2 separate regions of the Mus musculus genome follow, and region 2 is linked to region 1. The links are chromatin contacts, found by Hi-C in ENCODE. All regions are on one chromosome and are shown on one strand. The core of a region is the stretch at or near the end of the contact, and the rest is flanking DNA. Distances in the headings are between cores, read along the strand shown.

Region 1 (2,983 bases), core at 233-2,732:
CCTCTGCCTGCCTGCCTGCCTGCCTGCCTTTCTGTCTGTCTGTCTGTCTGTCTTTCTGTCTCTCTTTGTCTCTCTCTCCATACAAATGAGTAATCTAAAAAAATCCACAAAAAATTCTCAAATATGTAAGTAATATCTATGGCTGTTTTTATGTTAAATTCTGGTTTCCTCCAGATTGTTTTTGTCATGGTTGCTGTTGTATTTTTGTAGTTTTGAATGGGTCCTGTACTCCATGCTGGCCTCAAACTTGCTACCAAACTAAGAATGACCTCAAGGTCATTCTTTTAGTCCTCCTGTGGGCACCTTCTGAGTTTTGGAATTTCAATTTTGGGTTTGTTAGTTTGTTCTAGAGACTTGGCCATTACTGTATAGTTGAGGCTGGCCTCAAACTTATGGCTGTCACTGTCTCCTTATGAATATTGAGATTAGTGGGAGCCATGCACTTGCTGTTATAACTGCTCCTTTTCTTTTCTTTTCTTTTCTTTTCTTTTTTGTAGCAAATTTGTTGTTTATTTCAGTGAGGATCAGGTCTTGTGAGGGGTGATTTTTGTTTCAATAGTCATGTATGTTTGGTTTTCCCTTTCCTTTGTTACAGGTTAGAACCCTCTGAGAGCCTTGAGGAGAACCAGAGGAACCTCCTTCAGATGACAGAGAAGTTCTTCCATGCCATCATCAGCTCTTCCTCAGAATTCCCCTCACAGCTTCGAAGTGTCTGCCATTGTTTGTACCAGGTATGATGAAAGTTGGAGATTGCCACTCTAAGTCCAAAGCCAACTGAGAGGAGTGTCGTGTGCAGAGTCAGCTGCTGACCATCATTTGGACACGTACTATAATTAGGATAGAGAGGTAGCTAAGTAGGTAAGAGCACGGCTGCTCTCACAGAGGACCCAGGTTTGGTGTCCGGTACCCACATGGTGGTTCACAACCATCTTTAACTCCAGTCTCAGGGGAGCTCGGGCTGTCTTCTGACATCTTCAGGCACGGGGCATGCATGTGGTGCATATACATACAATCAGGCAAAACACCTACACACAGAGGATAAAATAAACCTAAAAATCAATCTGAACGAGCTATCATTAGATTGGCGTCACATTTTCTTCAGAGATATTTAAAGAACTTTAAGGAAAATAAATTAGCCTTCCTTGTGTTGAAAGCAACTAATAATTCACTATGTGTACTGAAATGAGGTATAGTATGCATTTTTGCTTATCTTTTGCCTAAATTACTTACAGGAACTTTCCCACTGGAGGCAAGTTCATTGCTTTTTTGCAGTATAAATGATTTGAACTGTAATTTTGGCTTCTCCTATTAAGAGATCACTGGTTTATCTCCTGTTTTCTCAGGTTAGGCTAATTGTCATATGTATTTTATGTAGAGTACTGCTTGTAAGATAGAGACCACACCATGCAGTAGCTAACAGACTTTTTAACCCAGTCACAGCAGATAGTGCTGCTAAATTTAGATGTCCACAAAGATTCTTTCTGTGTTGAAAGAACAAGGCCTGTGTTCTTCTGTAACTTCTGATTTTGAATTGAGTATGCAGTTTTAGGAATAATTTATTTATTCCGAGGGATTGCCTATAAATCTGTATTAATTTTTCAAATAGGGAAAAGAAAACCCAGCATAGGTCCTGAATTTTGGAATAAGGGTACAAAAAGGAAAGGACTTACACATTTACCAGAACTCATGCATTTCTCTGACTTTGCAGTATTTTTTTTTCTTTTTTCTTTTCTTTTTTTTTTTTTGGCTTGCAGCTTTAGTTGCTTAGAGACATTAACATCATCAGTGAAACACCATTTAAAAAAGCTGCATGAGGCTGCTATGTGAGTTTTTCTCCATTGCTATTTTAAAAGATATATCTCAGTGTCTATAAAAAGAAAACTTTGCATACATAAAAATATGATAAAATATACTTAGCATTCAGTTACTGGACGTGTTGTGACTTTACTGCGTTTTCAGAAAGCTCTGGGAAGCTTAGGAGGCTCCACATAGGTCATCCACCTAGTCGGGTGTGCAGCTACAGGGTGGGTTAACTAGACTGTGGTGGGTCATCCCCCTAGTCGGGTGTGCAGCTACAGGGTGGGTTAACTAGACTGTGGTGGGTCATCCACCTAGTCGGGTGTGCAGCTACAGGGTGGGTTAACTAGACTGTGGTGGGTCATCCCCCTTGTCGGGTGTGCAGCTACAGGGTGGGTTAACTAGACTGTGGTGGGTCATCCCCCTAGTGGGGTGTGCAGCTACAGGGTGGGTTAACTAGACTGTGGTGGGTCATCCCCCTAGTGGGGTGTGCAGCTACAGGGTGGGTTAACTAGACTGTGGTGGGTCATCCCCCTAGTCGGGTGTGCAGCTACAGGGTGGGTTAACTAGACTGTGATGGGTCATCCCCCTAGTGGGGTGTGCAGCTACAGGGTGGGTTAACTAGACTGTGGTGGGTCGTGCTGATTACACTGTTTGCCACTAGACTTTAATAAAAACTCTTCATGTGGCTGTTCCCATAATGAAAAATGTATTTGTATCATCAGCAAACTTGGGCACCAGTTTGAGAGCACTATACTAGTAAAGTAAAAAGAATTGGACACTTAATAAGTATGTGGGAAATATTTCATTAAGGAATAAATTTTATCATTTCTACACATTTAAGTAAGCAGGATTCTTGCCAGCCTTCCTAGTTAGGTTTGTAAGGAACCATGAACACAAGGAAGTGCTGACTGGTGGCTCACTCTGTGCTACCCTGCGCTGTGCTGCTTAGTGCGCACTTGACAGCAGTCTGCATTGCCTGCACTGCAGTTACCACATTAAAGCTTCATGGAAACACCATGCAGATGTTACTTACGTAAGCATTACTTTGTAGTGGGTAAAGTTAGTGCAGACTACCATGGAGCAGAGGTTTTGTTGTAAGATTTTTTTTTTTTAATGAGCAAATATTACAGTGACCAAAGACAAAGATAGAAATAAAAAAGCTTCAGACCCAATGCATTTTTCA
Region 2 (2,983 bases), core at 336-2,835, 44 kb after region 1:
AGACAGGTCCACGATATGCAGTTTGGAAGGCATGTTGGTTGGAACTGTCCAAAGCTTGTTACTGCTGAGGTTAAGAACCTCGAGACTTCTTAGGGTATTTTTAATGAGAACAACCTTTTCCAGCATATTCTTAGAAACATCCAGGTATTTAAGGTTCCACTGATAAGCAGTATCAGATTTGTCAAGAAGTTTAATATTGTTGTTAGCAGCAGACATGTTCCAGAGAGACCGAGGTAACTGAGCAGGCAGACTTTCAAGCCTGTTGTTTGAAATATCCAGGGTTCTCAGATTGGTATATGGGGTTAACTGGTTATGCAGATCAGTAAAGTGGTTATAAGACAGGTTTAAATGTATAATGTTCTCCTGCAGTCCAGGTGGTAATGTAGTCAAGTTTCTGCCTGAACAGTCCACATGCCTGTGCCTCTCTGTGCATGTACACTGGAGAGGACAAATGCATAAGATGCCAGGCGTGAGAAACAGAAGGATGAACAGGCAGGAAGACATTTTCAGTATCTGATATTCCATCAAAGCCTGAAAACAAACAGATACATCCTTCTTTTAATATGCAAATTCACTCTCAGCATCTGCATGGGTCAGTTAGCATTCGGCAAAATTTTCAATAAACCTCCTTGTTGTTGAGTCCTTTTATAATTGTTCCAGTGATTAAACTAACAAAGCTGCCCTTCATTTATAGTCCAAATGCCTAATCCTTCAATTGGGGCTATGTGGTGGGTGGGGGTGGGGGAACTGGGGGGGAGAGAGACAGACAGACAGAAAGGCAGAGAGAGAGAGAGAGAGAGAGAGAGAGAGAGAGAGAGAGAGAGAGAGACTCTCCTACATTTTCTCTTTATTTTTATCCTTTAGTATATTCATCTTATTTATCTTCTCGGAGCCTTTATATGATAGAATGGCACTGTCTGCAAATGAGGAGTTTTATAGGCTTACTTAGGCTGTTACTATTTTTGATAATGTTTTTGATTCAGAAAAAAAATGGCTGTCATGTCTGTTTTTCTTAAATCTCTGCAGTATTATAAGACACAATATGTTTGTAGTTTGAGATGTTAAAACAGATTAAAACAGTTTTTGAAATTTCATCTTCTCATGGATAACTATATCCTGGTAAAAAACGTTTTAATGAACTTGGAAAAATCAAGCCCGATAGCGTACATTTGTAAAATGATTTTTTCCCTTATATTTCAGTACCAATTTTAAAGGAAAAACAATATATGTATTTACAAAGTGAGTGGACATTAAAATGAAAACCTCGGCTATTACTGCAGCAGATTTTGGTGCATGCACTTGTTATTGAATATATTCAATCCTAACATTAGCTTTAAAAAAAAAAAAAGCTAAAGAAAAGGAAAAAATTCAAAATCCGTCTTTTACCAATTTAAACAACTGCTTACCATAATGTCGTCTTCACTATCAGTATCTCATTTTCTCCGGGAAACTTGCAGCTTAAAGGTCGTCTTGTTGTGGGAGTCGGAAGGGTTTCTGGCTGTGGGCTCTGCTTGCCAGCTCAGCTGCATTGTGTTGCTGTGAGCCGAAGCTCTGCAACCACCTGATCAGCACCACATAGGAGGACTGCAGAGCTGTCATTGGTGCTGACTCAAATTTATTGCAAGAGGTGCATACGCAACAAAATGGACTTTTTTTTTTCTTTTTCTTTTTCTTTTTTTTTTTTTTTTTTTTTAATTTACAGCCCAGAGAGTGCCTTACATAGCTTCAGTTCTCTGTCGGGTAGAATACTTCATGCAAATTAGGGCTGGGCTTTACTTCTGTGTATTTCTCTGAGTTTAGGTTGCACATTTAACATTTGCTTGCTGTAATTTTTCTTAAAGCCTCTACATTCTTTCTATGTGTTGAAAAATGTTCTTTGTGAATTGATTTCCAGGATATTCATTGAACTATTTTTAATCTCCGCATTTTTATGTTCTTTTCAAAAACAGTTAAATTGTCTCGTAACCTTTTCATATGTATGTCATGATAGAAATCTTGATTTTTATGTCTTCCTCCATCGTGGCTACTATTATTATATTTAATTAGCTTTTCGAATTTATCAGTCAATTACGTGTTTCATCTTACCTTTTAGGAAGCACAGGAATACTCAATATGATTACTTTGTTTTTGCCTTCCTGATACAAAAGATCGTTTGACTAATGCTGCACACAGGCCAGCTGCGTTGTCGTCACAGTCTCCTTCCCCAGCACATGCACACAGTCCTGCCTTAGTGACAGTGATCAAATAAGAACAAGCCACATGTAAAATAAGGATGCTGGACTATAAAACAACACCAGCCTAAAATACGTTTCACTGTGTCTTCCTGGCTGGCCTGGAACTCACAGAGATCTTCCTACTTCTGTTTCTCACTGCTAGAATTAAAGATGTGCACTACCATAACCAGTAGATACTAGATATTTTGTTTTGTTTCTTCTATTTTAATGTTCTACTTTTAATTACCAGTCAAATGGTAAAATAATTGTTTACATTTTATGTATTTGAGTTAGATGGAGTTGTTTGGTTTTGATTTTGCTATTTTTTTTCTTCCATGAAACTTGTTTTGGATGGTATGGATAGAGTATTGCTTTCTCCAGAGGTATTGTTGGGTCTGAACAAAAGATAATTTTATTTTTATGAATAGCAGTATCAAAGCTGGAGTGGCAACACACACCTTTAATCCTAGCATTCAGCAGGTGGAAGTAAGAAGGCCAGGAATTGAAGCCCAGCTTTGACTACACAGCAAGCTCAAGGCCAGCCTAGAATAGATGAGACCCTGTCTGAAAATATAAAATAAAATGCTGGCCATGGCGGTGCTCAGCTTTAGTCCCAGCACTCAGGTGACAGAAGCAGGGAAATCTCTACACATCCGAGGCCAGCCTGGTCTACAGCGAGTCCAAGACAGCCAGGGCTACATGGAGAAATGCTACCTCAAAAAACCAAAATAAACAAAATAAATAAAAACTATTACTTTCCAATTGTTTAT

The links. A loop is a pair of places that touch in the nucleus more often than their neighbours do.
Region 2: a map of left cerebral cortex shows a loop between it and region 1 (2.3-fold over the local background). The contact joins the promoter of Omg here to the enhancer-like site in region 1. A Hi-C loop is called at or near these places in 3 of 37 maps with a recorded cell type or tissue (all left cerebral cortex).

The regions. Positions count from the first base shown.
Region 1 is chr11:79,458,176-79,461,158 of GRCm38, forward strand. It overlaps Nf1 (neurofibromin 1), which reads left to right. Exons shown (of 58, transcript NM_010897.2): 30 at 596-731. Among named protein-coding and RNA genes, the nearest start is that of AU040972, 24 kb to the right of the region's middle. Within about 2 kb of position 1,483, at least 1 of the 3 ENCODE cell types and tissues checked has a DNase peak (open chromatin) inside an H3K27ac peak, as active enhancers do; it is left cerebral cortex, where a contact is called at or near this core.
Region 2 is chr11:79,502,497-79,505,479 of GRCm38, forward strand. It overlaps Omg (oligodendrocyte myelin glycoprotein), which reads right to left and starts at 1,586. Exons shown (of 2, transcript NM_019409.2): 1 at 1,407-1,586; 2 at 1-531. The coding sequence starts at 1,409. The region is part of intron 36 of Nf1 (neurofibromin 1); the gene reads left to right.